2 separate regions of the Homo sapiens genome follow, and region 1 is linked to region 2. A link is an interaction called in ENCODE POLR2A ChIA-PET data of the cell type or tissue named here. Cell type or tissue: Panc1. All regions are shown on one strand. Each heading gives the region's core, and the rest is flanking DNA. Links, peaks and the distances in the headings are about the cores only. Region 1 overlaps LINC01876 (long intergenic non-protein coding RNA 1876). Region 2 overlaps LINC01876 (long intergenic non-protein coding RNA 1876).

Region 1 (15,997 bases), core at 3,628-11,627, 110 kb after region 2:
CCAATAAATAAAGAAATAGAGTCTAGCTACCACCCTTGAAGCTGAATTATATGGTATAAAAGCCCAGTGGTTTTATTCTTTATTACTTACTAAGTAGATTTGCTACCATTCACTGTTTAGCAATCCTTAGAGTCAAGAATTTTGGGGTTACATTTCACTGATATGTCTCTTGTTGCCAGTCAAGATTATTTTTTTTCTTTAGTTCAGTGATATATGGAGTTGGAGAGTGGCAGCTCAACACCTTCTTTATAATTTAAATTCATTAATGTAGAAACCTCTCAGACTTATTTTCCCCTCTAGGTTAAGTAGCCTTAACTCCTCTGCAAACTCCCAGGATCCATTTTTTTCCCCCTAATTGCTTTTCTCTGGATATTCTTCAGTTCCTCCAAGTGCTTCTTTAAAAAGTGCAAAAATTCATTACTGGCGGCTTTCCGGACAATAACAGTTCTATCCCTTGCTCATTGGTTGACAGAATAACATGCCCAATGTTGTGATAATATGAGGGCTAATGGATCCTAGACTTGCTTTCACCCTACTCAAGTGAGAATTTAAACACTAGCAGTTTCCAGGCTTACTAACCTGTGCTTTCACATCCACCAAGAAGATTCTTATATGGAAGTAAAAGTTTCCATCATCGCCCACTAGTCCTTATTAGAGAGGCTGTTTTCCAGTTCTTGCAAACACATCTGTAGGCTGGTGCCCCAACATCAGGTGCCCGCAGGTCAAATTCATTTAACCTAAGAAACCTGGTCAAATATGAGCACCTTTTGTCAGCATTCCATATAGTTTTTCTCCCAGAAAGAATGACCAACCTGAAGCAGCTGTGGGTAATTCTGTTAGCCAAAACAAGCTGGAAGCAAAAGGGAAAAAGGTAACAGTGAAAATTCTTAAAGGAACCAAGTACAATCTCACTAATAAGCTACAAAACATTTAAATGACTAGTGTCTGTGTGTGCTTGCTAGTATTATTATACCATCAGAAAGTAAAAATGGACATACATGTTATGCATTAAACCCACAAGAGAGAAAACTTGAGGACTGATTAATTTAAGTAGTAAATGAATCCAAGAAGTGTGGATCACTTGATGGAAAATAACCAAGAAAGCCCATTATTATCTCTCTTGCTGGCTTGGTGTATGATGAAGAAGAGACATATATTAAAGGGTGCTGCCAGAAGAGAATAAATTTGTATCTTAATAGAAAACTCAAGGCAAACTTGCGGGGGTTACCAAATCAAGGAACATTTCTTGAATTCCCACTGACTACGGTGTTTCTGTCACATTGTTGATTGCTGCAGACATTTCCTTAACTCTAGAGTGCCAAACATCAAGAAAATGTGCACAAATAAACAATATTAAGAAACACTGGTGTGGTAGACTGTTAGAACTCCCCCCATTCCTGTATGTACATCTCTTTGCAATGTGACTTTGCTGGTTCTCTTGTAGTGGACTTTATTTCTACCCCAACTGACTCTGGGCTTGTCCATGCACCTTGCTTTGGCCAATGGGACATTAGCAAACATAACTCAAGTAGAGCCTTGAAAAGTCTTTTTACATTGAGACTCATGCTCTCTCACTGCTGGGAACCCTGAGAGCTCCAAGTGAGAGCTTTCAGGAAGCTGAAAGCTAGCTTTCACCCGAGAGGATGAAATTCCACATGTAAAGACAGGCTGAAACACTTCAGCCATCCTGGCCAGAACCTCAGGCATTAGAGTGAGTACAAACCAGACCATCAAGTCCTTGACAAAGTTACTCCATACCAGAACTGCCAGATCACCGACAGACATGTAAGAAATAAAAATCTGTTTTTGTTTTAAGTCACTAAGTCAGCAGCAAAAACTAATAGATACACAATGAAATAAATGTGTAAAGTTCAACTTTAAGACATGATATGTGATGGAATCATTGAAGAAATCATACAAAGTTGAGGTTAGTATGGAAAGGCTTCAAAAAAGAGTGAGGGTTTGGTGATTCTGTGTATAATATTTTGCAGAGATCTTTTTCTGCTTCATTTTTTTGTCACCAAATCAGCTGCAAATCCTGGTCACTTATGTTTAGATTACTACATGCATCTTCACATGTATCTTCCATCTCTTTTTGTCTATAATTCAAATAAGTATTCTTAGAGTCATCTGAGTTATATACAGGCATACCTTGTTTTATTGCACTCCACAGATATTGCAGTTTTTACAAATTGAAGGTTTGTGGCAACCTTGCATGGAATAAGTCTACCAGTGCCATGTTTTCTAACAGCATGGGCTCACTTTTTCACTTTGTTGACTTTTTTAAAGAAAATTTTTAGATTAAGGTATGTGTGTTGATTTCTTGGTCATAATGCTATTCCCCTCTTAATAGACTACAGTACGAGAGCATAACTTTTGTATGCACTGGGAAACCAAAAAAATTTGTGTGACTCACATTATTGCAGTATTTGCTTTATTGTTGTGGTCTGGAACTGAACTCACACTGTCTTGGAGGTATGCCTGTTGTATTAGTCCATTCTCACGCTGCTACAAAAACATACTTGAGACTGGGTAATTTATAAAGAAAGAGGTTTAATTGACTCAAAATTTCTAATGGCTGGGTGACCTCAGGAAACTTATGATGATGGCACAAGGCGGAGGGGAAACAAGGCATGTCTTACATGGTGGCAGGAGAGAGCGGGACTGGGATAAGGAAGTGTCATACTTTTAAACCATCAGATCTCATGAGAACTCACTTGCTGTCATGAGAACAGCATGAGGGAAATTGCCCCCATGATTCAATCACCGCCCAGCAGGTCTTTCCCTCAACACCTGGGGATTACTTGGTTCCATGTGACTTCTGAGTCTAGGCCATTGAAGGATAGAGCTTCTGCCTGGTTCTCTCTCTCAGATCATACACATTCTAGAGGAGTCCAGCAAACATCCTGTGAGGACAATTAAGCAGTCTTATGGAGAGACTCACATAGCAAGTAATCACATCCTCCCATCGTCAACCAGCATCAACTTTTTGGTCATGGGAATGAGCCACTTTGGAAGAAGATTGTCCAGCCCGAGTCCAAAACCTATAGCCCCAGGCAGCATTTTGAATTCAACATCATTAGAGTCTCTAAGGCAGAACCACTCAACTCAGCTGCTTCTCAATTCCTAACCCAGAGAAATTCCGTGAGATTCAAAATATTTATTATTGTCTTAAGCTACCAAGTTTTAGGGGAATTTGTTTCACAGCAATGGATAACTATTACACACAAAAGAAAAATGCCAAAATTTGCATAGTACTTTTAAAAATAAAAATAATAAATCAATCAGTCTGATTTTGGGCCAGCAGCTGGATCAGAGACATTAGTTGCAGTTCCTTATTTCGGAATCCAAATGTGAAACGACACACATTGTTAAGCTTAGTCTTTGGGTGCCTTAGCTCTTTTCTTTGTAAATTTTAGTTAATGAATCTGTCAATATCCAAGTCATTTTAAAAAACTTTGGATTCATGGTAGTAAACTCCCTCTTGTTTTATCTTCAATGTAATTAGTTTAATTTTATGCCTTAACGTTCTTATGATCTATCTTCTTTTCTATACTTCAGTCCTGTCTATATTCATACCCTTGTCTAATATTCTATGGAATATTTAGGAACTTAGGCCTCCAATCCGTCAGTAAAGTACCCCTTCTAAAAGGTACTATTTACAGTATATCATCTAAATGCTTTTGCTTGTTACAAAGTGACCAGGCCCTAAATATCTCTACAATAGTATATTTTGTCCATATCCCACTTCTTATGATCTAACTGATTACAGTGCTCCAATCAAGCTAGCTGTTTCATATTTCTAATTGGCCTCTGCTTGGAATGCTGTTTACCTCTTGTTCATCACTCTTGAGTACTTGTGTGCAGAGAATATTCGTATTCTTTAATTGCTAAATGTAGGTTTGTTCCTGAAGGGAATTTATAATCTGGAAGGGGGATTAATTAACTGATCCCAAACAGAAAATTACAAAGTGTAACCCTCACAAACAAAACTTCCATAATAAAGACTCTTGTACTTGTGTAATTAAATCTTCAGCACAATTGCCATCAAATATCAGTAGAAATAAGAATCATTTGAAGAGTTTGGTGATATTCATGTACCTAAACTCCATTATTTGAGATTCTAACTTCATTGTTCTGTGGGCCAAAGAATCGGCATTTTTTATTTCACAAGTTCCACAAAAGCATTAAAGATCTCATAAAAGGTCAACTTTTGTTGTTTAGGGAGACAATAAATGATGAGTAAGCTTGTAAGCCAAACTCAATGTATTTAGTATCCAAAGTGAATCTTTTCTTAGTAGCAAAAACTGAACAATAAAAAGTTGGGGCCGGGCGTGGTGGGTCACGTCTGTAATCCCAGCACTTTGGCAGGCCTAGGTGGGTAGATCATTTGAGGTCAGGAGTTCGAGACCAGTCTGGCCAACATGGTAAAACGCCGTCTCTACTAAACTACCAAAAATTAGCTGGATGTGGTGGCGCATGCCTGTATTCCCAGCTACTTGGGAGGCTGAGGCAGGAGAATTGCTTGGATCGGGGAGGTGAAGGTTGCAGTGAGCCAAGATTATGCCACTGCACTCCAGCATGGGCAACAGAGAGAGACTCCATCTCAAAAAAGAAAAAAAAAAAAAAGGGAAATTGGAGTGGCTATACAAATGTCAGACAAAATACGCTTTAAAATTAAAAATGTGACTAATGATAAGGAGGGGCATTTAATAATGATTAAATGGTCAAGCTATCAGGAAGAGAGAACAATTATAACATGTATGCATGCGACAACAGAAAACTAAAATACGAAAATATAAGCAAAAAAAGAAAATGTGAAAAATTTTTGTGCATCAAAAGACACTATCATGAAAGTGAAAAGACAACCAATTTAGTGAGAAAAAAAGTTGGCAAATCATATGTCTGATAAGAGACTTTTATCTAGAATATATAAAGAACTTTTGCAACTCAATAATGAAAATACAACAGCCCAATTGCAAGTGTGCAAAGGATTTAGATAGACGTTTCTCCAAAGAAGATATGCAAATGGCCAGTATGCACAATATGCAATGATACACGTAACATCATTACTCATCAGAGACTAATAAATTAAATTATTATTAATAATATTATTACTGACTTAAATAATTAAGGCATTATACATGAAATCAAAACCCCAATGAAATAGCACTTCATATTCACTAGAATGGCTATAATCAAAATGTCTGCTAATAACAAATGTTGGCAAGGATGTTGAAAAATAGCCGTCATATGCTCCTGGTGGAAATGTAAAATGATGCAGTCACTTTGGGAAACAGGCTGGGAGTTTTTCAAAAAGTTAAACAGAGTTGTCATATTACCCAATAATTCCACTCCTAGGTATATATCAAAGCAAAATGAAAGCATATATTCATGCAAAAAATTGTACATGAATATTCATAGCAGCATGATTCATAATAGCCTAAAGGGAGAAACAACCCAAATGTACATCATCTGATGATGAAAAAACAAAATGTGTTATATCAATACAATGGAATTTTATTGGGCCATGAAAAAGAATGAAGTAGTAATACATGCTACAGTGTGAATAATTCTTGAAAACGTTATACTAATTTGAAGAAACCAGACACAAAAGACCTCATATTATATGACTCCATTTACACAAAATGTCCAGAAGAGGCAAATATATGAATATAGAAAGTAGATTAGTGGTTGCTTAGGGCTGGGGTGGGGCTTGGTGGTAGATAGGAAGATTGAAAGGTGATAGCTAAAAGCATCTTTTCAAGAGTTTCTTTTTGAGGTGACAAAAATGTTCTAAAATTGATTGTATGATAATCTATGTGAATATACTAAAAACCACTGAATTATATACTTTATGTGTGTAAATTGCATGGTATATGAACTTTAACTCAATGCAACTGTTACCAAAAAATTTGACTAATATTGACAACATGCTTTCAGACTCTTAAAGCGTATTGTGTAGATACAAAGATTCTTATCGGCGTTAATTTTCATATTTGTATTTTATGTTAGATTCATGTTAGAGTATACATACTTTCAAACTTCAAGAAAAAGTTTCCCAAAGAAAGTTTTGTTAGATATGTAAGAACAGAGTTGGGCTAAGCAGGGAAGGCTGTAGGTAGGAGGTTTTGCTCAAACGCAACCCAGATTGGCTGTTTACATATAAGCAAAGACATCATAAAGTCACAAGGCAAGAGTAATCAAAATCAGTAGCTAAAAAAATCAAATCTTAACAAATTTGAGGTTTTTTTCCCCTTCAAAATAAAACATAAAGCAATTTCTGAACTTTGTGGATAAAATCTCAAAATACAAATAATGATGTTGTTTTATAAAACATGTTAAAGCACACATATCAATGCATCAACTCTACCCACCACCAAACCTTCCCGTCCCCAGGACACTTAACTGAAAACTTCTGCCAGGTCTTTTTGGCTTTTTTTTCCTTTTCCTTTGACTTCTATGTTAATCTATCATTAAGGATTATTAAATGTTCTTTAATAAGTATTAAAATACTTTTAAAAATGTGGCTTCTTAGATTCTTCTCATTAAAAGTGTATCATTTAAAATATCTTAATATATTTTTTCACCTTGATTGAGGTATAATTGACAAATAGAAAACTTATGTATTTAAGGTGTACAACTTGATGTTTTGATATACGTATACATTGTGAAATGAACACCACAATCAGCTATCATATTTTTAAACTCCACACATAGAACTCTTTTATGTTGACAGACAGCTTCTCTTGGTACATTATTGCCTAAGTATGATCAGTTTTTTTATTTTTTTTATTTTTTTTTAGTTACAGAGGGATTTTTATTTAGTCATTTTTCTTCTTCCTCTTTTTTTTTTTTTTTTTTTTTTTTTTTTGAGACCAGTCTTATTCTGTCATCCAGGCTACAGTTGCCATGGTAAAACCATAGCTCACTGCCGCCTCCACTGGGCCCAGGTGAGTATGATCAGTTTTTTTACTACTTGAGGCCTGGCAGGACTAAGGATTCCTTAAATTGGTACAAAATCTGGAGAAGAGGTAGACATGGCTAGAAAGACAAGCAGACGTGACATGGGGAGCCCTTTGGAGAAAGAGGAAGGGAAAGAACATGAATGAGAGAGGGATAAGTGTGTGATGGAGTGAGGCGACTACTATGTTGGTGATTTTCTTTTTCTTGCTACAGACCATCAGTGCCGATGGCAACCTCTCCCATCACTCTCTTCTTATATACTTCTCTTCTCTTAGGCTGCACTTGGGATTTCTGATCAGGAGAATCCTCAGGATGTTCCTGAGGGCCAGAATACCCAAATGCCTAAAGAGAATGGTGAGATACACATCCAAGATCAGGTGCTTAAAATCTGCAACCAAATGCCCTAGGAAGACAGGAAGAACTGCAGCCTCCAATTCCCAGACAGCCATTCTGGGGCTTAAGAGAGAGTCTGGAAGCAGATTTTTGCCCAAGTCATGGCTTTACAACATACTAGCTGTGTGATCTCAGAAAAATCACTTCACTCCTCTGAAAGCAATTTGCTCTAACTGTAAAGTTGGGTTAATAGTAAGATTCATATAATATTATTATTGTGAGAATTAAACAAGATGTTATATGTAAAGCACCATTAATAGTGCCTGATACATAGTTAATAGTCAATAAATGATAGCCATTATTATTATTGTGTTCAGACATCACATAGCCAGGGCACTGGAAATAAGGCCCCAAACCTTATTTTTCCATTCAGACAACCAACAAATGCTGAAAACTGTTTGGTCATCTGAACATCCTGGCTATATAGCCATCTAGAATCTTCACTGAAAGTATTTTAAATTCCATGAAGACACTTGAAAGACTTGATAAACACCCATCTTAATATTTTTTCAAATGAAATTTTATATAGCTGTGAATGAATAAGAAACACTTTCCCACTACTTTTTGTATAGTTCCAAATTATTTAACATATTCAGAAGAAGAACAATTCTGGGATTGCTTTAGATGGTTTCTTGACACAAAATTTATTGAGCAATGCCACAGCATTTGTTTAGGAATTAATTCTCAGGATTCAACTATTCAGAGAAGAAAGACAAGTATCTTTTACACTTTCTTCTCCCATATACCCCCAGTATTTGATGTTTCTTCGTACTTATTAGCAGTGAATCTAAAAAAGTAAATAATCCTATTGACATAGACTCATATCCCCAAATAAGGGACATTTTGGTTAACAGTCACTATCAATCAATCGTAAGTAGTTCCATTAAGGAATTTATTTTCTGGTATACATTACTAGAATTTGTATTTTGTATGCTGGCAAGGGTAACTGGTTTTAGTTTCTGTCAATGATATAAGAAGTTAAAAAGGTAATTTTTTTAAGTGAATTGATTTAAAGAACAAAATAAGAAAATATAAGAAAGGTAAGTATGTGAATATGACATGCCAGAGCCCAGGCATAGATTTATATCTTTAGTTTTCAGCATCTATTATGTGCTTAATAAGTGCTTTCTGAGGGTATGAATGAATGAAATTCCACTTTGCTTCTCTGTGCATCCCTGCCATGTTCTCAAGTTTTTATGAAAATTGCTGTCATGGCTGGGCGCGGTGGCTCACGCCTGTAATCCCAGCACTTTGGGAGGCCGAGGCAGGGGGATCACGAGGTCAGGAGATTGAGACCATCCTGGCTAACACGGTGAAACCCCGTTTCTATTAAAAATACAAAAAATTAGCTGGGCGTGGTGGCGGGTGGCTGTAGTCCCAGCTGCGCCGGAGGCTGAGGCAGGAGAATGGCGTGAACCCGGGAGGCGGAGCTTGCAGTGAGCTCGTGCCACTGCACTCGAGCCTGGGCGACAAAGAGAGACTCCACCTCAAAAAAAATAAATAAATAAAAATAAAAATAAATAAATAAATTGCTGTCACTAAATTTGCTATTTTTTGTGTGTATTTATGTCTTGGGTTTGCACCTATCTGCCTTTGAGTCTTTCCTTATTTCTTTTTTATTATTTTAAGCATTCTTGAACAATTTGAGGTCCAGGATAGCTCTGTATTGATCTTCCTTTCTCTACCTGTTGAAAGCGCCAATCTCCAATTTCCGGGGCCTTTCCTGTTATATGCTTTTTGTATCCTCCAGGACATAGCACAAGGCCTGACATCTAAGTGCTAAATACAATTTATCTGGTAAAACTATTTGAGTTGCTTGCATATTTAGATTGGTCAATTCTCAGTCCTCATTTCTCTTAATCTTCTTATCACTTGCCACTCCTTTCTTATTATTCCTTTCTTGAAACACATTTTCAACTCAACTCTTCTTTCAGAATGCCATACTCTACTGTTTTTTCTCGCACCATATTTGCTAATCCTTCTCAGTCTTTTTTGTTGATTCTCCTCTTCTTTTCAAACTGTTTGTGTTGATATGTCCTAGGATTCAGTGTTTGGACTTATTTCTTATTTATTCTCATAGTTTTATCAGTTAAATTATTTCCATTGTTAAGGCCAAAAACCTTGGGGTCATTTTTGAGTCATCTTTTTCTCTCACATTATACATCTAATCCATGAGCAAAATTTGTGGATGCTATTCTGAAATATGTCCAGAATTTGATTACTTCTGTCCACTACACTTTTATCATCTGGATACAAGCAACGATTATATTATGCCTAGTTTATTGCATTAACCACTTAAATTACATCTTTACTTTTATCTTTATCTCTGCATAGTTTGTTTTCAAAAGAATGACAAAAATAGTCATATCATGTCAGGCTTCTTTTGCTCACATGCTTACTATCAATTTTAATTGTTCTCCATCTCTCTTATATTTATTTTTAACAACTTTATTGATATATAACAAACTGTACATACTTAAAGTATGCAATTTGATAAGTTTTGACACATATCTACACCCATGGAACAATCACCACAATCAATGTAATGAAGACAACCATAACCCCGAAGGTTTCCTCCTGTCCCTTGCACTCCATTCCCCGTGTTCCTCCTTCACCCATCCCCATTTCCCAGGCAACCACTCATCTGCTTTCTATGACTATAGGTTGTTTGGATTTTCTAGAATTTTATATAAAAGGAGCAACAGAATATGCACTCTTTCTCATTTATTTATTTGTTTTGGGTCTTACTTCTTTCTCCAGCATACTTATTTTGAAAGTCATCCATGTTGTTGTATGCATCAGTGGCCCATTTCTTTTTACTGCTGAGTACTGTTCCATTAAATGAATGTACCAGTTTTTGTTTTTCCATTCTCCTGTTGATGGACATTTGAGTTGTTTCCAGGTTTGGGTAATGATAAATAAAGCTGCTATGAACATTCATGTGCAAGTCTATCTATGACTATAGGCTTTCATATCTTTTAAGTAATTACCCAGGGATAGAATGGCTAGCTCATATGGTAGTTGAATATTTTACTTTTTATAAAACTGACAAACTGTTTTCCAAAGTGTTTCTATCACTTTGCATACCTACCAGCAGCATTTGAGAGTTTCATTTTCTCCATATTCTCATCCACATTTTGTATGGCTGATCATTTAACCTTAGTTGTCCTAATATATCTGAGGTGATATAATATTGTAGTTTTAATCCATTCGTATTTAACTTATTAATCATTTCTTAAATTACTAATGATGTCAAATATCATTTTATCTGCTTGTTGGTCATGCCTGTATCCTCGTTGCTGAAGTGTTGTTAAAATCTTTTGCTTATTTTCTCATTGGGTAGTTTTCTTATTGTTGAGTTTTGAGGGTTTTATTTTTTTTTCTTTTTCTTTTTTTTTTTTAACTATACTTTAAGTTCTAGGGCACACGTGCACAACGTACAGGTTTGTTACATATGTATACATGCACCATGTTGGTGTGCTGCACCCATTAACTTGTCATTTACATTAGGTATCTCTCCTAATGCTATCCCTCCCTCCTCCTCCCACCCCATGACAGGCCCCTGTGTGTGATATTCCCCTTCCTGTGTCCAAGTGTTCTCATTGTTCAATTCCCACCTATGAGTGAGAACATGCAGTGTTTGGTTTTTTGTCCTTGCAATAGTTTGCTGAGAATGATGGTTTCCAGCTTCATCCATGTCCCTACAAAGGACATGAACTCATCCTTTTTTATGTCTGCATAGTATTCCATGGTGTATATGTGACACATTTTCTTAATCCAGTCTATCATTGATGGACATTTGGGTTGGTTCCAAGTCTTTGCTATTGTGAATAGTGCCATAGTAAACATATGTGTGCATGTGTCTTTATAGCAGCATGATTTATAATCCTGTAATGGGATGGCTGGGTCAAATGGTATTTCTAGTTCTAGATCCCTGAGGAATTGCCACACTGACTTCCACAATGGTTGAACTAGTTTACAGTTCCACCAACAGTGTAAAAGTGTTCCTATTTCTCCACGTCCTCTCCAGCACCTGTTGTTTCCTGACTTTAATGATTGCCACTCTAACTGGTGTGAGGTAGTATCTCATTGTGGTTTTGATTTGCATTTCTCTGATGGCCAGTGATGATGAGCATTTTTTCGTGTCTTTTGGCTGCATAAATGTCTTCTTTTGAGAAGTGTCTGTTCATATCCTTTGCCCAATTTTTGATGGGGTTGTTTCTTTCTTGTAAATTTGTTTGAGTTCTTTGTAGATTCTGGCTATTAGCCTTTTGTCAGATGAGTAGATTGCAAACATTTTCTCCCATTCTGTAGGTTGCCTGTTCACTCTGATGGTAGTTTCTTTTGCTGTGCAGAAGCTCTTTAGTTTAATTAGATCCCATTTGTCAATTTTGTCTTTTGTTGTCATTGGTTTTGGTGTTTTAGACATGAAGTCCTTGACCATGCCTATGTCCTGAATGGTATTGCCTAGGTTTTCTTCTAGGGTTTTTATGGTTTTAGGTCTAACATTTAAGTCTTTAGTCCATCTTGATGAATTTTGAGGGTTTTAAACAAGTGAATATGAAATACAAGTAATTTATCAGGTACAGTATTTGCAAATGTTTTCTGCCAGTTTGTGGCTTGTATTTTCATTATTTTAACAACATCTTTTGAAAAGCAGAAGTATTAAATTTGGATAAAATAAAATTTATGAAATTAGCAATTTTACTTTAGGTATTATATCTATGAAATATTTGTCTAACCTAATCGCAAAATTTTCTCTTACACTTTCTTCCAGAATTTTACAGTATGAAGACATATTTTGGTCTATGCTTCTTTATTAGTTAAATCTTTTAATAGATTATTTTTTGGAGAAGATTTAGGTTCAAAGCAAAATTGAAGGGAAGATACAGAAACTACCCATATGCCATCTGCTTTTATACATGCACAGCCTCCTCGACTGTCAACCACTTGCACCAGAGTGGGACATTTGTTACAATTGATAAGCCTACATTGATAGGTTATTATTAATGGAACCATAGTTTACATTAGGGTTTACACTTGATGTACATTCTATGGATTTGGACATATTTATGATGATATATATTCACAATTATTTTATCCTACAGAGTAGTTTCACTGCTCTAAAAATGCTCTGTGCTCTCCCTATCTTTCCCTCCCCTCTATCCCCTCACAACCAATGGTACTGTCTCTATAGTTTTGGCTTTTCCAGGATGTTATAGAGTTGGAATCATATAGCTTGTAATCTTTCAGATTGACCTTCTTCACTTAGTAACATGCATTTAAGTTTCCTCCATGTCTTTTAATGGCTTAATAGCTAATTTATTTTTAACTCTGAATAATATTCCATTACCTGGATGTATCATAGTTTATTTATCCACTCACCTACCAAAAGGCATCTTGGTTGCTTTTAAGTTTTGGCACTTATGAATAAAGCTGCTATAAACATCTATGTTTAGGTTTTTGTGCAGAAGTACATTTTTGACTCTTTTAGGTAAATACCAAGGAGCACAATTCTTGGATCATATGGTATGAAAGAATATGTTTTGTTTTGTGACAAACTACCAGACGATATTCCAAAGAAGCTATGCAATTTCACATTCCCACCAGCAATGTTTGAGAGTGTTTGTTGCTTCAAATCCTCGCCAGTATTTGGTGTTGACAGTGTTTGGGATTTTGGTCATTCCAATAGCTGTATGGTGGTATCTCAGTTTTTAAATTTCATTTTTAAATTTATAATTGACATGTAATAATTGTATAAGGTAGGTGCAAAAGTAATTGCAGTTTTTACCATTACTGTCAATGGCAAAAACTGCAATTATTTTTGCACCAACCTAATACGTATTTATGGGGTACAATGTGATGTTTTGACACATGTATCTGTAGTGTAATAATCAAATTGGATTAATTATAATTTATATTATTTTAAACATTTATCATTTTTTTCTCTCAACATTATATATTCTTTATTTATTCGTACATTCATTGAAAAAATATGTGCTGAGTACCTAATACAGGCAGGTGCATAAATGCATAGAATTTTATGCATAAATGCAAACATCAATAATTTAATTTAATTTAAAGTTCTGGGATACATTTCTTAGTGATAACAACATTAAAAATCTCTTCTGGCTATCTTCAAATATATGTGATATTATTATTTGCTATAGTCACCTTACTGTGTAATAGAACACTAAAATTTATACTTCCTGTCTAACTGTAATTTTGTACCCATTAATTTGTCCTTTCCTGATGACATATGATGGGGAGCATCTTTTCATTTTCTTACTTATCGTCTGTATATTTTGATGAGGTGTCTATTCATGTCTTCTGCCTATTTTAAAATCAGGTGTTTGTTTTCTTATAGTTGAGTTTTAAGAGCTCTTTGTATATTTTGGATAACAATCCTTAACCAGATATGTCTTTTGCAAATATTTCTTTCACAGTTAGTGGCTTGTCTTTTTATTCTCTTGGTAATGTCTTTTGCACAGCAACATGTTTAGTTTTAATGAGGTCCAGCTAGTTTATCAATTCTTTCTTTCATGAATTGTGCCTTCATGTTGTATCTAAAAAGTCACAATGAGAACACATGGACACAGGAAGGGGAACATCACACTTTGGGGACTGTTGTGGGGTGGGGGAAGGGGGGAGGGCTAGCATTAGGAGATATGCCTAATGCTAAATGACGAGTTAATGGGTGCAGCACACCAGCATGGCACATGTATACATATGTAACTAACCTGCACATTGTGCACATGTACCCTAAAACTTAAAGTATAAAAAAAAAAAGCCACTCAAGAAAGAACCAGTCTTAAAAAAAAAAAAGTCATTGTCAAATTCAAGATCATTTAGATTATCTCCCATGTTTTCTTCTGGGAATTTTATAGTTTTGCATTTTACATTTAGTCATTTTACATCCATTTTGAGTTAATTTTTGTTGAGGGTATAAGGTCTGTGTCTAGATTCATCTTTTTGCTTCTGGATATCTAGTTGTTCCAGCATCATTCATTGAAAGGATTATCTTTTCTTCATTATATTGCCTTTGCTCCTTTGTTAAAGATCAATTGATCAAATTTATGTGGGTCTATTTATGTGGGCTCTCTATCTCTTTCATTGATCGATTTATCTGTTCTTTTGCCAATACCATACTATGTCAATTACTGCAACTTTATAGTGAGTCTTGAAGTCAGGTAGGGAATGTCCTTTGACTTTGCTCTTCTTCAATATTGAATTGGCTATTCTGGGTCTTTTGCTTTTCCATATGAACTTTAGAATCACAATTGGTGGAATCACAATATCCACAAAATAACTTTCTGGATTTTTTTTTTTGACAGGGACTCACTCTGTCACCCAGGCTGGAGTGCAGTGGTGTGATCATGGCTCACTTCAGCTTCAACCTCCTGGGCTCAAGAGATCCTCCCATCTCAGCTTCCCGAGTAGTTGGGAACACAGGCATGCACCACCACACTTGGCTAATTTTTATATTTTTGTAGAGATGGGGTATTTCCATGCTGCCCAGGCTGATCTTGAATCCCTGAGCTCCAGTCATCCTCTTGCCTCAGCCTCCCAAAGTGCTGGGATTACAAGCATGAGCCACTGTGCCCAGCCTTGCTGTAGTTTTGATTGGGAATATGTTGAATCTGAAGATCAAGTTGGGAAGAACTAACACCTTGACAATATGGAGTCTTCCTAACCATGAATATGAAATCCCTTTCCATTTATTTAGTTAAAAAAACTCTCATCAGAGTTTTATACTTTTCCTCATGTAGATCTTGTATATATTTTGCCGGATTTATACCTAAGTATTTCATTTTTAGAGGGTACTAATGTAAATATTATTGTGTTTTTAGTTTCAAATTACACTAGTTCACTGCTGGTGTATAAGAAAGCAATTGACTTTTGTGTATTAACCTTGTATCCTGCAAACTTGCCATAATAGCTTATTAGTAACAGGAGTTTCTGTGTGTGTGCCAATTCTTTCAGATTTTCTACGAAGACAATCATCAGTCATTTCATGTGTAACAAAGAAACTTTAATTTTTTCTCTCCAATATTTATACTTTTTATTTTCTTCGCCTGTAGCATTAACTAGGACTTCCACTATGATGTTGAAAAGTGATGGTGAGAAGGAACATCCTTGCTTTATTCCTGATCTTAGTGGAAACTTTAAATTTCCCACCACTCAGTATATTAGCTGTTTGTTTTTGCAGAAATTCCTTATCAAGTTGAGGGCTTTTCTCTCTATTCCCAGTTTAATGAGAATTTTTATCATGAGTGAGTGTTGGATTTTGTCAAATGTTCTTTTGCATTTATTGATGCGATCATGTGATTTTTCTTTTTTAACCTGTTACTGTGGTAAATTATATTAATTGATTTTGGATATTAAAGTAGCCTGCATACCTGGGATAAATCCTATTTGGTCATGGTACATAACTCCTTAAATACATCGTTAAATTCTATTTTCTAATCTTTAGTTGAGGATATTTACATCTATGTTGATGGGAATTTTGGTCTGTAGTTTTCTTTTCTTGTGATGCTTTTGTCTGGTGTGGGTATTAGGATAATGCTGGCTTCATAGAATGAGTTAGGAAGTATTGCCTCTTCTTCTGGAAGAGATTGTAGAGGATTAGTATATTTTC
Region 2 (15,581 bases), core at 48-8,047:
AATCTCTTTGTCAAATTTATCTGATAGAATCCTGAATTCCTTCTCTGCATTATCTTGAATTTCTTCGAGTTTCCTCAAACTAGCTATTGTGAGTTCTCTGCCTGAAAGGTTCCTCCAAGATTCGTCCACTGGCTCTGAGCCCAACCCAGCCCTAGGTGTTATCTAGGAGTTGCAGTCCTTGTGTCCTAGACTGCTTTTCACAAGGACCCCAGAACATTTTGGCCCATGGTAGTGAGGCTTTCTGAAAAACTCAAGTTCTCACTGTTGCGATGAGTGTTCACCTCTGGCTAGGTCTGGTCCAAATGCTTGCTCCATGCATGGGTGCTGGCTGAGCCCAGCATTTCTTTGATCTCTGCAGTGACTGTGCAGCAGTGAATTCAATGTAAAGTATGCCAGTCACTGCTCTCTCCCTCCCCAAGTGCACAGACTCTGCATGACACGGCCATTATTTGAGGGATGGGGGGAAGAGTGGTGTCAACAATTTGACTGACTCTCCTACCCTCTTCAGTACCTCTTTCAGTGATATGAAGTTAAAACCATGTACTGCCATTGCTCACCTAATTTTTGCTTTTTGTGATGGTTCTTTTCTGTGTGCAGATGGTTGTCAAAATTTGGTGTTCCTGCAGGGTGGATGAATGGTGTGGGCTTTTATTTTGCCTCCTTGCTCTGCCCCTGGATTACCTTTCATTTCTTGTATCTTTCTGTTTTACTATTTTAATTTTCATTATCCTATTTTTTGTTTGATAAAGCATATATATGTTTAAAGTAAATTGATAGAAGAGAAGGAAAACATTTTATGCAGAAACAGGAAAAAATTCACCAAAAGAAGTTTTTCTCTGAATAATCCTGGTTTACTTTCAGCTGCAGTAACTGACAAAGCTATTTCCTACAATATTAAAATGGCTGATTTGTTATTGTTCTGGTGAGTGATTTGTACTCAGTGGATCACTGTTGGTCATGGTAATTTCGAAGTAAGAAGAACTTGCTTTTCCAAAGAATGTCTTACATTTCATTTAGAATTCTCCAAAGCAAATTACATCAATTCTATAGTTTGTTTTGGTGTGAACATTGGTTAGACTACACTAGAGAAATATTCTTACACTGTTTATAGTAAATGGCTGTTTTTCATTTACAAAAACAGTGTAAGAATAATGATTATTTGCTCTAGTCATAGAAAGTCCTTAATATTTGCTTTGTATAGTAAACATTAATTCCTTTGTCCATCATTATTATCTTACTATTACTCATAAGAAAGTTATTTTTTAAGTTTCAAAACACTACTTTGTGTGTTTCTCTAAACTTTTTTTTAGATAAATTGGCAATCAGATATTTTCTATATTTTCACATTACATATAAATTTCCTTTGAAATTTTTCCACCAGTAATGGATAGAATACTCATTATCAGGAAGGTAATGATTGTTAGGAGAATAGAGAGTGAAAATATCAGTGATGGCTGATACTGCTTTCTTTCTGCATGTTTCTCAATTCTAGCCTGCCTTGTCTTTAAACACCTCCCATACAAAACCTGATATTTTATAGAGCACAATTTTGTGTCATGCATTTTTTCTTTGGTTTTGTATGGTCTTGGTCCATTTAGGCTGCTATAACGGAATGCCACATATGAGGTGGCTTATGAATAACAGAAATTTGTTTCTCACAGTTCTGGAGGCTAAGAAGTTCAATAACAGGGCATGGTTATATTGTGTGTCTGGTCCCAGCTTCTTCCTGGTTCACAGATGGCTGTCCTTTCACTGTGTCCTTACATGGTATAAGGAAAAGGGAGTTCTTTGGGATTTATTTTATAAGGGTATGATCCTTTTCATGTGGGCTCACCCTCATGACCTAATCATCTCCCAAATGACCCACATCCTAATGCCAGTGTCTTAGGGGTTAGGATTTCAACATGTGAATTTTGGTGGGATGGAAACATTTATTCTAAAGTATGTGGGTACTATCAATCAGGATGGGTGAAGTTTTGCTATAGAAATAAACAACTTAAATCTTAACAGTTTGCAGTAACAGAGTTTATTTCTGACTCATTCAACGTGTCCAGTGGAGCATGGCAGCTCAACAGAAGGGACCCAGGCTAATGGAAGCTCCAACCCAACACAGATTTCCATAATATAGGGCAGGGAAAAGAGAACATGCCTTCAAAGACTTATCCCAGAAGTGACATATGTCCCTTCCCCTTACATTTTATTTGCCAGAGTAAGTCACAAGGCCAAATCTGAGTCCAACAGGACAGGGAGATATAATTCTCCCATAGGAAGAGAAACTAGTAATTGTGAACAGTAATCACAGCCTTGGGACAGACAGTATCTTGCCCTTGAGAAATGTATGATGGTATGGAAATGTTTATCTGAGTCTCTTTGTAAGCATCTAAGAACTTGTTTTATAAATCCAGGTTCTTCTGTATTGGGAGAATATATATTTAAGATAGTTAAAATGTTGTTAAATTAGGCCCTTTACCATTATGCCCTTCTTTGTCTTTTTTGATCCTTGTTGGTTTAAAGTCTGTTTCTTCTGAAATTAGGATAGCATTATCTGCTTTGTTGTTGTTGTTGTTTGCTTGGTAGATTTTTCTTTATTCCTTTACTTAGAAGGTAGGGATGTCATTGCATGTGAGATGGGTCTCTTGAAGACAGCATAAGTTTGGGTTTTGCTTTATCCAACTTGCCATTCTGTGCCTTTTAATTGGAGCATTTAGCTAATTTACATTGAAGTTTGATACTGATATTCATGAATTTGAGCCTGTCATCATGTTGTTAGCTGATTATTATGCAGCTAACATAATACCTGCTTTATAGCTATATATATATGTATATATTGGGGGGGGAGAGAGAGAGAGAGAGAGAGAGAGAGCTATATCTTGTGTAGTTGCTTTATAGCATCAATGACAATGGCCTTTGTACTTAAGTGTGTTTTTGAGGCAGCCAGTAATGATCTTTAATTTTCATATTTAGCACTCCCTTATGGACCTCTTGTAAGGCAGCTCTTGTGGTGACAAATGAGCATTTGCTTGTCTGGAAGGGATCTTATTTCAGCTTCACTGATGAAGCTTAGTTTGGCTGGATATGAAATTCTCAGTTGGAGTTTATTTTCTTTAAAAATGCTGGATATAGGCCCCCAATCTTTTGTAGCTTGGAACATTTCCATTAAAATGTTTGCTGTTAGCCTGATGGCTTTTCCTTTGTAGGTAATCTGCCCCTTCTCTCTAAAGTCTTTAACATTTTTTCTTTCATGTCAACGTTGGAGAATCTGATTACTATGTGTTTTGGGGGTGATTGTCTTGTATAGCATCCCACAGGAGTAATGTGCATTTTGTGAATTTGAATGTTGGCCTCTCCAGTGAGGTTGGGGAAATATTCATGGATAATATCCTCAAATATGTTTTCCAAGTTACTTGTTTTCTCTTCATTTTTTACAGGAACTGTCAATGAGTCACAGATTTGGTCTCTGCATAATCCCATATTTCTTGGAGAATTTGTTCATTCCTCTTTTTTTTGCATAATCCCATATTTCTTGGAGAATTTGTTCATTCCTCTTTTTTTGCATAATCCCATATTTCTTGGAGAATTTGTTCTTTTTTTTTTTTTCCCTTTACTTTTGTCTATCTGAGTTAGTTTAGAGAACAAATCTTTGAGCTCTGAGAATTTGTCTTTAGCTTGGTCTATTCTGCTATGAATACTTGCAGTTGTGTTAGGAAATTCTTGTAGTGTGCTTTTCAGCTCTATTGAATCAGTTTGGTTCTTTGTAAAAATAGCTATTTTTTTCTCTCAGCTGCTGTATAATTTATTGTAATCCTTACATTTCTTTAATTAGATTTTGACTTTCTCATGAATCTCAGTGATCTTCATTCCTATCCATATTCTGAATTCTATGTCTGTTAGTTCAGTCATTTCAGCATGATTAAGAATAATTGCTGGGGGAAATGGTGAGGTCATTTGGAGGAAAGAAGACACTGGCTTTTTAAGTTGCCAGAGTTCTCATGCTGGTTGTTTCTTATCTGTGTGAGCTGACGTTCCTTTAACTGTGGTTTGATTTGAGTATAGTCAGTTGTCTTCATTTCTGGATGTTTTCAGAGGGCGATGGCTTTGTGCAGGGTCTTTATTTATCACTGAATTCTTGTCCTTGGTTTCACAAGTTGGAGAGATGGGAAGGAGTATATTAGCAAAGTATTTTTGGTTTTGGAGTTTGGACTGTGATCCAGTAGATGGCACTTAAGTGTAATCACCAGTAGGTAGATGCTTGTTGAGTCACATGGCTCCTCTGTATTTTCTTGTGTTTGTAGCCATGCTCCCTGTCAGTGTTCTCAGAGAATGGGCTCCTCTCCCATTTGAGTTCTGGCTGCAGATCTTAGGTTGGCATTCCTGGGAATCATACCACATCCCTGGGGTGAGCCCAGAATTTAAGTTTTCTTCCCAGCGTCGGGCAACAGGGGCAGGGACCTTGACAATTAGTGCCTAATTTATTGACAGCAATGTAAGCTTCACTGGATTTTTCTTTTCTTTTGGTCAGGACATGATATGCCTTTTCAGAATGTAATGGTAGCCCTGTGTGGAGCTTCTCTCAGAGTTCCCAAGTAACAGTCAGCCATGTGGCAGCCACAGCATCTCAGTACTATATTTTCTTTACATATTTTGCATTTAAGTTGATGTTGCTGACAGTGTGGTTAATCAAACACTCACCAGACACTATTTGTTCTTAAATCAATGTGAAGTTTGGGTGACTTGTATGGATAATTCACTGAGCTCTTTCCTCTTTGTTTTATATACTCCATCCTATGCTGAGGGTAATTGTTTCCTGCAATAGATTTTAACAAAATTTCTCTTTGTGCAGAGTTTACAAAAGTGTTCTGTAGAAGAATATATCAAGGTGTATCAGCTCAAAAGGCCAGCCCTAGTCCATTTTTATACATTTTGTTGTTATTAGTTAGCATTTATTAATCTCTCCTACTACCTTTTTTTGCTATTCTAGATAGTTTAACATTATGAGAGATTTTATACAAAACAAATACACTCTGAAGATGAGAAAACTGAGAAACAGTAGGTTAAATGGTGTATTACAGTTTCTAAGAAATATTATTGCAGTCTTCTCAGTATGCCTAAGCCATATTTCCTCGGTGTTATCTACTTGTTTTCTTGGAAAAATTGACTATTGGTTATGTATATGGAATTATAATATAAATTTAAAAATCTCAGATCTAGAAAATATTGAGAAAACAAGCCATGGTTTAAAAGTAGATGTTTGCAATGAATATATCTAACAGAAGACCAATGTCTGACATATACTGAGCTCCTATAAATCAATATGTAAAAGATAAAATATATAATGGAAAAATGGGTAAAAGATTTGATGCTTCAGTCTTTTGACATTTTTCAATTTATTGATTGAAAAATATAATCGAAAAATGGGTAAAAGATAGATACTTTACAAAAGAGAACATCGAAAAGACAAATTTGACCTCAATAACTTTCAGGAAAATAAAGGTTAGAAGTGCAATGTTAAATTGCAAATATTAACCACAGAATAGGCCAAGCTGAGGAAAGAGTCTCAGAGCTTGAAGGCAGGCTTTCTGAAATAAGGTAGGCAGAAATAAAGAAAAAAGAATGAAAAGGAACAAACAAAACTTCTGAGAAATACAGGATCCTGCAAAGAGGCCAAATCTGTGAATCACTGGTGTTCTTGAAAGAGACGGAGAAAGTAAGCAACTTGGAAAACATATTTTAGAATATTGTCCATGAAAACTTCTCCAACATCACTAGAGAGGCCAACATTCAAATCAGAAAATGCAGAGAACCGTTGCAAGATACTATATAAGAAGATCATCACCAAGATGCATAATCATCAGATTTTCCAAAGTCAAAATGAAAGAAAATATGTTAAACGCAGGTAGAGAGAAAGGGTAGGTTATCTACAAAGGGAACCCCATTAGGTTAACAGTGAACCTTTCAGCAGAAACCCTGTAAGCCAGAAGAGATTGAGGGCCTATATACAATATTATTTAAAAACAAAGACTTCAACCAAGCATTTCATGTCCAGTCAAACTAAACTTCACTAGTGAAGGTGAAATAAGATCCTTTTTAGACAAGCAAATGCTAAGGGAATTCTTTACCACTAAACCTGCTTTACAACAGCTCCTGAAAGGAACATTAAGTATGGAAAGGAATGAATGTTATCAGCAAATACAAAACCATACTTAAGTACACAGACTAGTGACACTATAAAGCAACTACACAAACAAATCTGCATAATAATCAGCTGAAAACATGATGACAGACCAAATCCACACATATCTGTAGTAGCCTTGAATGTACATGGACTAAATGCCCCAATTAAATGGCACAGAGTGGCAAGCTAGATATGGAAGTGAGACACAACTGTATGCTGTCATCAAGAGACCCATCTTATATGCAGTGACACCCACGGGTTCAAAATAAGGAGATGGAGAAAAAAATCTACCAAGTAAACGGAAATCAGAAAAAAGTACAGGTTGCATCCTAATTTCAGACAAAACAGACTTTATTTTTTTATTTTTGTTTTTTGAGATGGAGTCTTGCTCTTTTGCCCAGGTTGGAGAACAGTGATGTAATGTCAGCTTACTGAAACCTCTGCCTCCCAGGTTAAAGCAATTCTCCTGCCTCAGCCTCCTGAGTAGCTGGGACTACAGGCACCTGCCACCATATCCAGCTATTTTTTGTATTTTTAGTATAGATGAAGTTTCACCATGTTGGCCAGGATGGTCTTGAACTCCTGACCTCAAGTGGTCCACCCACCTTGGCCTCCCAAAGTGCTGGGAATACAGGTATGAGCCTCTGCACCCAGCCCAAAACAGACTTTAAACCAACAATGATCAAAAAAGACAAAGAAAGGCATTACATAATGGTAAAGAGTTCAACAACCAGACCTACCTATACTAAATATATGTGTACCTAACACAGAAGCAGCCAGATTCATAAAGCGAGTTCCTAGAGACCTATGAAATAATAGTGGGAGACTTCCCACACAATAATAGTGGGAGAATTCAACACCCTATTGACAGTGTTAGACAGATTATTGAGGCAGAAAATTAACAAAGATAATTAGGACCTGTACTCAACACTTGATCAAATGGACCTAACAGACCTCCACAGAACTATTCATCCTCAAACAATGGAATTTATATTCTTCTCATTGCCACATGGCACATGTTTTAAAATCTACCACACAATCAGACATAGAACTATCCTCAGCAAATTCAAAAAATGAAATCATACTAACCACACTCTTGGACCATAGAGCAATACAAATTGAAATCAAGACTAAGAAAATTGCTCAAAACCACACAATTATTTAGAAATTAGACAACCTGCTCCGGAATGACTTTTGGATAAATAATGAAATTAAGGCAGAAATCAAGAAGTTCTTTTGGAGTAATGAGGACAAAGATACAATATATCATAATCTCTGGGACACAGCTAAGGCCATTTTAAGAGGGAAATTTATAGTGCTAAATGCCTGTATCAAAAAGTTAGAAAGATCTCAAATTAACAACGTAACATCACAATGAGAAGAGCTAGAGAAGGAAGAACAAACCAACTCCCAAACTAGCTGAAGACAAGAAATAACCAAAATCAGATCTGGAGAGAGACATGAAAATCCATAGAAAAAATCAATAAATCCAGGACTTTGTATTTTAAAAAACAATTAACAAGATAACTAGACTGCTAGCTAGACTAATAAATGGAAAAGAGAGATGACCCAAATAAACACAATTAGAAATGACAAAGGGGGCGTGACCATTGACCTCACAGAAATACACATAACCATCAGAGGCTACTGTGAACCCCTCTATGCACACAAACTAGAAAATCTAGAATAAGTGGATAAATTCCTGGGATGCATACACCCTTCCAAGACTGCACCAGGAAGAAACTGAATCCTTGTAAAGAGCGATAACAAGCTCTGAAATTGAATCTGTAATCAGTAGCCCACCAACCATAAAAAGCCCAGGACCAGAAGGATTCATCATGTTCAAAGGAGAACTGGTACCATTCCTACTGAAATTATTCCAAAAAATTGAGGAGGAGGGACTCCTTCCTAACTCATCTTATAAGGCCAGCATCATTCTGATACCAAAACCTGGCAGAGACAATAAAAAAAGAAAACCTCAGGCCAATATTCTTGATGAATATTGATGCAAAAATCCTCAACACAATACTAGCAAGCTGAACGTAGCAATACCTCAAAAAGCTAATCCATCTTGATGAAGTATGCTTCATCCTTGGGACGCAAAGTTGGTTCAACATACACAAATCAATAAATGTGATTCATCACATACACAAACTAAAAACAAAAACCATATGATCATCTCAATAGATGCTGAAAAGGCTTTCTATAAAATTTAGCATCCCTTCATGTTTAAAACCTTAAACCCTCAATAACCCTCAAAATGTTCCTCAGGGAACATATTTGAGAATAATAACCATCTATGATAAACCTACAGCTAATATTATACTGAATGACTAACAGCTGGAAGCATTTCCATAAAAACTGGCAGTGTATGAGCATGCCCATTCTCACCACTCCTATTCAACACAGTACTGGAAATTCTGGTCAGAGTCATCAGGGAAGAGAAAGAAATAAAAGCCATTCAAATAGGAAGAGGGGATGTCAAACTATCCCTGTTGGCAAATGACATGATTCTGTATCTATAAAACCCCATAATCTCTGCCCAAGAGCTCATAGATTTCATAAACAACTTCAGCAGTTTCAGGATACAAAATTAACATACAAAAATCATTAACGTTTCTATACAACAACAATGTCCAAGCTGGAGCCAAATCAAGAAAACAGTCCCATTCACAATAACCACAAATAATAAAATAAAATAAATAAAATAAAACCTAGGAATATAGCTAATCAGAAAGGCAAAAGATCTCTACAATGAGAATTACAAAGCACTGCTCAAAGAAATCAGAGATAACACAATCAAATGGAACAACATTCCATACGCATGTATAGGAAGAATCAATTATTGTTAAAATGGACATACTGCCCAATGCAATGTATAGATTCTATCTTATTTTTATCTAACTACCAATGACATTCTTCACAGAACTAGAGAAATCTAGTTTAAAATTCATATAGAACCACAAAAGAGCCCGCATAGCCAAGAAAATCTTAAGTAAAAAGAACAGCTGGAGGCATCATACTACCTGACTTCAAACAATACTACAGGGTACAGTAACCAAAACAGCATGATACTGGTACAAAAACAGACACAAAGACCTATGCAACAGAATAGAGAGCCTAGAAATAATGCTGCACACCTACAACCCTCTGATCTTTCACAAAGCTGACAAAAATAAGTAATAGGGAAAGGACTCCATATTTAATAAATGGTGCTGGGAAAACTGGCTAGCCATATGCAGAAGATTGAAACTGAACCCCTTCCTTACACCATATACAAAAATCAACTCAAGATGGATTAAAGACTTAAATATAAAATGTAAAACTATAAAAACCCTTGAAGACAACCCAGGAAATACCATTCTGGATATAGGTCCTGGCAAAGACTGTATGATGAATACACCAAAAGTGATTGCAACCAAAACTAAAACTGACAAATGGGATCTAATTAAACTAAAGACCTTCTACACAGCAAAGGAAACTATCAACAGAGTACACAGGCAACCTGTAGAAAGGGAGAAAATATTTGCAAACTATACCTCTGACAAAGGTCTAATAACTAATCTAAAATAAATCTAAAAGAAACTTAATTTTACAAGCAAAAACCAAACAATCCCATTATAAAGTGGACAAAGGACATGAAAAGACACTTCAAAAAAACACATACATATGGCCAACAGCATATGAAAAATGTTCAGTATCACTAATCATTAGAGAAATGCAAATCAAAACCATGAGACACCATCTCACACAAGTCAGAATGGTTATTATTAAAAAGTCAAAAAATAACAGATGTCGGTGAGGTCCTGAGGAAAAGGAAAGGCTTAAATACATTGGTGGGAGTGCAAATTAGTTCAACCATTTGGAAAGCAGTGTAGTGATTCCTCAAAGAACTTAAAACAGGACTACAATTTGACCCAGCAATCCCATTACTAAGTATATACCCAAAGGAACATAGATCACGCTACCATAAAGACACATGCACACAAATGTTCATTGCAGCACTATCACAATAGCAAAGATATGGAATCAGCCTAAATGCCCCTCAATAGTAGACTGGATAAAGAAATAAAGAAAACATCTTACATATACACCATGGAATACGATGCAGCCCTAAAAAAAATAGAGATCATGTCCTTTTCAGGAACATGGATGGTGCTGGGGGCCATTATCCTTAGCAAGCTAATGCAGGAACAGAAAAACAAATACTGCATGTTCTCACTTATTAGTGGAAGCTAAATAATGGGAACATATGGACACAGAGAAGGGAACAACAGATACCAGGGCCTACTTGAGGGTGGAGGGTGACAGGAAGGAGAGAATCTATAAAATGCTGATAAAAACTATCAGGCATTCTGCTTAGTATCTGGGTGACTAAATAATCTGTACACCAAATCCTTGTGACATGAATTTACCTATATAACAAACCTGCACATGTACCCATGAACCTAAAATAACAGTTAAAAACAAATGCGGTGATATACCACAACGCACCAGCAGAATAGCCAAATTTAAAAAGAAAGAAAGAAAAATCCAGATCCAACAACAAGTATCAAAAAGGATGCAATGTATCCAGAGCTGTCATACACTGATGGTGAGGATGTAAAGTGGTCTGACCATTTTGGGAAATTCTGTGTCAATATCTATTAAAGTTGAATATATGACCCAAATAATTCCAGTCCTAGGCGTATGGCCAAAGATATGTTTAAATCAGTTTATAAAAAGACATACGAGTGTTCGTGGCAACATTTTTCCTAATAGCACAATGGTTAAACTACCCAACAACCTGTGAATTATAGAATGGATGAATTAATTATGATATATTAACATTGTACAATAATGAGAGTGAATACACAACAACTACATGCAACAATGTGAATAAGTCTTAAAAACACACCACCGAGTCAAAAAAACCAGACACAAGAGTGTACACTGTCTGGTTCCATTTCTATGAAGTTCAAAAATATAAAAAAACTGGCTGGTCGCAGTGGCTCATGTCTGTAATCACAGTACTTTGGGAGGCTGAGGCAGGTGGATCACAAGGTCAGGAGTTCGAGACCAGCCTGGCCAATATGGTGAAACCCCATCTCCACTTAAAAATACAAAAATTAGCCAGGTGTGGTGGTGCACACCTGTAGTCCCAGCTACTCAGGAGGTTGAGGCAGGAGAATCGCTTGAACCAGGGAGGTGGAGGTGGCAGTGAGCCAAGATCACACCGCTGCACTCCAGGCTGGGCAACAGAGTGAGACTATGTCTCAAAAAAATATATATATATTTATATATATAAAAATATATATAAATATATAATTAACATGTATAAAATATATAATTAACATACAAAAATCAGTACATTTCTATACACCAATATATGCCAATAATTAGAAATATATGATTAACATATATATATATATATATATATATATATATATATATAAACTAATGTAGTATTTAAAGTCAGAATGGTGGTCAACTTGTGGCAAGGTGCAGTGGCTCATTCCTGTAATCTCAGCACTTTGGGAGGCTGAGACAGGCGGATGACCTGAGATCAGGAGTTTGATCCAGGCTGGCCAACATGGCAAAACCCTGTCTCTACTAAAAATTAAAAAAAAAAAAAATTAGCCAGGAATGGCTGTAGGTGTCTATAATCCCAGCTACTTGGGAGGCTGGGGCAAGGAGAATTGTTTGAATCCGGGAGGCGGGGGTTTTAGTAAGCCCGAGATTGCGCCGCTGCCCTCCAACCTGGGTGGCAGAGCGAGACTCTGTCCCTCTCAAAAAAAAGAAAGAATAGAGGTGACCATCAGAAACAGGGAATTGTGGTGGGGGCTTGGGACATTCAGGAGACAAGATGGGGTGCAAGAAATACTCTATTTTTGACCTGGTTTAAAGTTAATAGTTTAATTTAGTCTGTGAATACTCTTGAAGCTGTATATTATGATTTGGGCATTTTTAATGTTATACTTCAATAAAAGGTACTTGAAAAATCTAAAAATATATACAAAAACAAAAATATATACAATACAAATTATACTCCTAATAATTTCTTGGCCTTTGGATGAGGTATACTCAAAGAACATAAACAGGTTAGGCTGGCCATGCAAAATCTTAATTAGAAATTAATAATGAGGCAAAGGTAAACGATCTCTGTATTACATCACACCCTTGAGCCTCTCTTTATGAATATGGGTAATTGGAAATTGTTTAGCTATAGTTTGTTGTTGGAGAGATTTTTCAATTAATATTTCTATTAAGTAGGGAGAAAAACTAATTTTGCTTGTAATAAAATATTGAGCTCGAGAATTTCTAACCTGTCTTATTAGATTATTCTTTATCCTTGTTGTTCTATATTTCTTTTTCTCTCTCTCTCTTTTTAGCTACTGCAGAAAAACATTTCTGTTCACTTAATGGATTGCAGCCCTTTTAAAAAAATTCAGATCCATCTGATATTTATCTTGATTTGGATGTCATTCAGAATGTTTGCAATGAAAGAGATTTTCTATATGCCTCTCTAATATCTAGTATCTGTCACTGCCACTAGACTGGTATGCCCTTGGTCTTATCTTCCCTTTTGATGAAATGTTTCATGAGAATAATATGAGATGCATAATGGGCATTAAAAAAAATTAATTTAAAATATTAGGTAAGACTGTTAGGTTTAGACACCAGGTTTATTTACCTAAACAGAAGTAATAACCTGGTGTAATTTTAAATATGATGATTTTTATAAAACCATTAAAAAAGTGATACAGGTGGTAATTAAAGAAACCCATTTGTGATCTACATATTCATGCAAAACAAAATTCCAGAATCAAACTACTACCCAGATGGGGTCTTCAAAGACTGATTTTTGCTTTAGTGCATCTAGAGCATTCAAATATGCATAAAAACTTTTTTATATTGGTTTTTACTGATGATCAAAGAGATGGAGAATGGAAGAGGCAATTTGCCTTTTTTTAGGTAGGTGACTGTAGTGAAATATTATTGGTAATTATAGCATGTATTATACCCAGATGTTAGTTTTTTCCATTCTCCTGTTATACCCCTGTAAACCCACCAAAAGTTAACTTTCTGTAGTGCAATCAAAGAGAAAGGTGGCTAGCTACGTCCACACCCTCAGATGCCTATACTCTGCTGCCTTCTTGAGGTTCACCTCATCTTTTCTCTGGGCCTTGATCATCTAGCCCTTATTTTCTGGAAGTATTGTTATTCAAGGATGTGTGTGTTAACAGAGTTAACTGAAAATCTGGCTGTAAAGAATTTCATGCTCCTCACCTTTTCCGCAGGTCTTTTTCTGACCTCCAGGTTGATAGTCCCTGTTTGTTTCTGTCAGGACTCTCCTCCCGTTTCAGGCTGCTCCTAAACACTCCCTCCACTCCTTTCATTTTTGTAATGTAGAGCAATTCAGATAGGTGTTTGTTTCTCTCTCCTTGTTTAAACTAAGCTCTGGGGGGCTTCAGCATTGAAACTCAAGTGGCCTGTCAAGGTGTCTTACTAAACAAAAGGCCATCCACTCCAGAGAGAAATGATGCTTATTTTTTGGAAGCATAAGTGATTTCAGTCAATTCTGTTTTTCCCCTTCCTGTTACAAATATATGAACACAAAATATCTCAGAGGACATTTCCTTCTCACGATAACCGATCTCACTGGTGAGACACCCTGCCATTGCTTAACTAGGCAGAGTCTTTTCTTCCATTTACAAATTTGCTTACATAAACCTTTCTTAATCTGTGACTGACAACAGTTAGAAGATAATGTCTTCCACCAACTATTAGTGCCAAAAAGCAGAGTAAAAAAGAGTGTTTGTAAATGTATTGTGGAATAGAAAATAATCAGCGAAATGCCAAATCTAAAAATCACTGAATCAGATTTTTATTTTATATGTAAATAAACTATAGAATTATTTAATTAGTATTTATATTTAGCTTCTATATGGCATTCAGATTTGGCGCACACCTATTGTAAATCAGTGATTCTCATTGGCTGAGTAAGATGAATTTCAGACTCTCAAGGCCTATATGTGTGTGCATATGTCATGTGTGTGTGCATGTGTGTGTGTAAGTTTATGCTTGTGTATGTTTAGAAAAAACTTCTCTCTACCATGCACCAACCAGCCACAATTTAATACACACACTTGCCAGTTCCACTGAGAATAACTACTATAATCAACCATTTACATAGTGGTTAGCTCTGAGTCAACTTTTTCTACAATTATGTTCACTGATTGAATTTAGCAATTTCGGTGCAAAATATTACATCATTCTTGGTGCTGACTTCAATGCTTTTAATTATTCTTGGAAAGGATGGTTCTAACTCACTACTCCTAGCCTTTATGTGTGTTAGAAAGTCCAACAAGCAAATACAAACAAAAGCAAACATACAGAGAAAAAAAGACAACCAAGTAGTCTTTATCAGTCCCTTCAGTAATTAAATTTTAAAATTTTTTAAATTTTTCTTTGCATAGGCAATGCTTCCACACAGGACATAGTTCAGAAGGCATTAGAAGGCATAGAGTAAAAAGGTAAGTCTCCCTTCTATTCCTGTCCCCCGCCACTTCCAGGAGGGACAAGTGCTTTAGTTTACTTTTTTTCTTCAAGTGTCTATGTATATGCAGACATATCTATCTATCTCATCTATCATCTTTCTACTTTCCTGTCTGTCCAAAATCTATGCATCTTGTAAAACATTCCAAAGCAATATATTTTTAAAATTGCTCCAAAACGTCATTGTATGGTGTCAGATTTTTTCAACCAGTCTACTACCGATGAATACTTAATTTGTTTTGAAACTTTTGCCATTTCAAACAATAATGCAGTGAACAGCCATATACAAATGTTATTTTGTATATATGTAAATATAATGGAAGGATAAATTCCTAGAGATGAAATTGTTGAGTACGCTGTATTGCTCTCCATAGAAGTTATACCAATTTACAGTAGTACCTGCAATGTAGACCTTATTCAGAATTACACTGTAATTATTATTGTAATTTTATCTTCACCACTATTCTAAAGAGTATATACTATCTTGCTAATGTAAGATGAAGAAATTGATGCTTGAGCTGGCTCATGACCTGCATAAAACCATGCGACATGCCAAGGATTGACAATAGGATTCTGCCAAGTCAGAAGCACTTTCCAACATAGTCTCTGTTTTTCTTAAAGACAAAGGAGAAACCACTATTTTTTGAAGCATCAGGTTGTGAATCTGTTGGCAGAAGCCAGAAGACAACTCAAGGACTATCCTTGAGATACAGTTTTGCTACATCAAAGAAGATTCTGTTCATTTGTCACTATCCTTTAGGTGTATGGAAGCATGTATGAATGTGTGTGTATATATATTTGATATTAAATACAAAAAGAAAAACTTCTGAAGATTTGCTGTGGAAGATTACCTCTGCCTCCTCTTCTGTAA

What was found. ChIA-PET counts read pairs that join two places held together with the same protein. Peaks named below come from ENCODE experiments on the same cell type or tissue, not always from the same donor. Only the 100,000 strongest peaks of a DNase experiment are listed, where the experiment ranks them.
Region 1: POLR2A ChIA-PET joins it to region 2 with 7 read pairs; 2 of 35 experiments call an interaction of 5 or more read pairs at or near these places.

Annotation. Positions count from the first base shown.
Region 1 is chr2:156,101,978-156,117,974 of GRCh38, reverse strand. The region is part of intron 1 of LINC01876 (long intergenic non-protein coding RNA 1876); the gene reads left to right. Among named protein-coding and RNA genes, the nearest start is that of LINC01876, 140 kb to the left of the region's middle. In Panc1, for the core only: no CTCF peak of the experiment used is centred there; a DNase peak (open chromatin) is centred at 6,935.
Region 2 is chr2:156,204,489-156,220,069 of GRCh38, reverse strand. The region is part of intron 1 of LINC01876 (long intergenic non-protein coding RNA 1876); the gene reads left to right. Among named protein-coding and RNA genes, the nearest start is that of LINC01876, 43 kb to the left of the region's middle. In Panc1, for the core only: no CTCF peak of the experiment used is centred there; no DNase peak of the experiment used is centred there.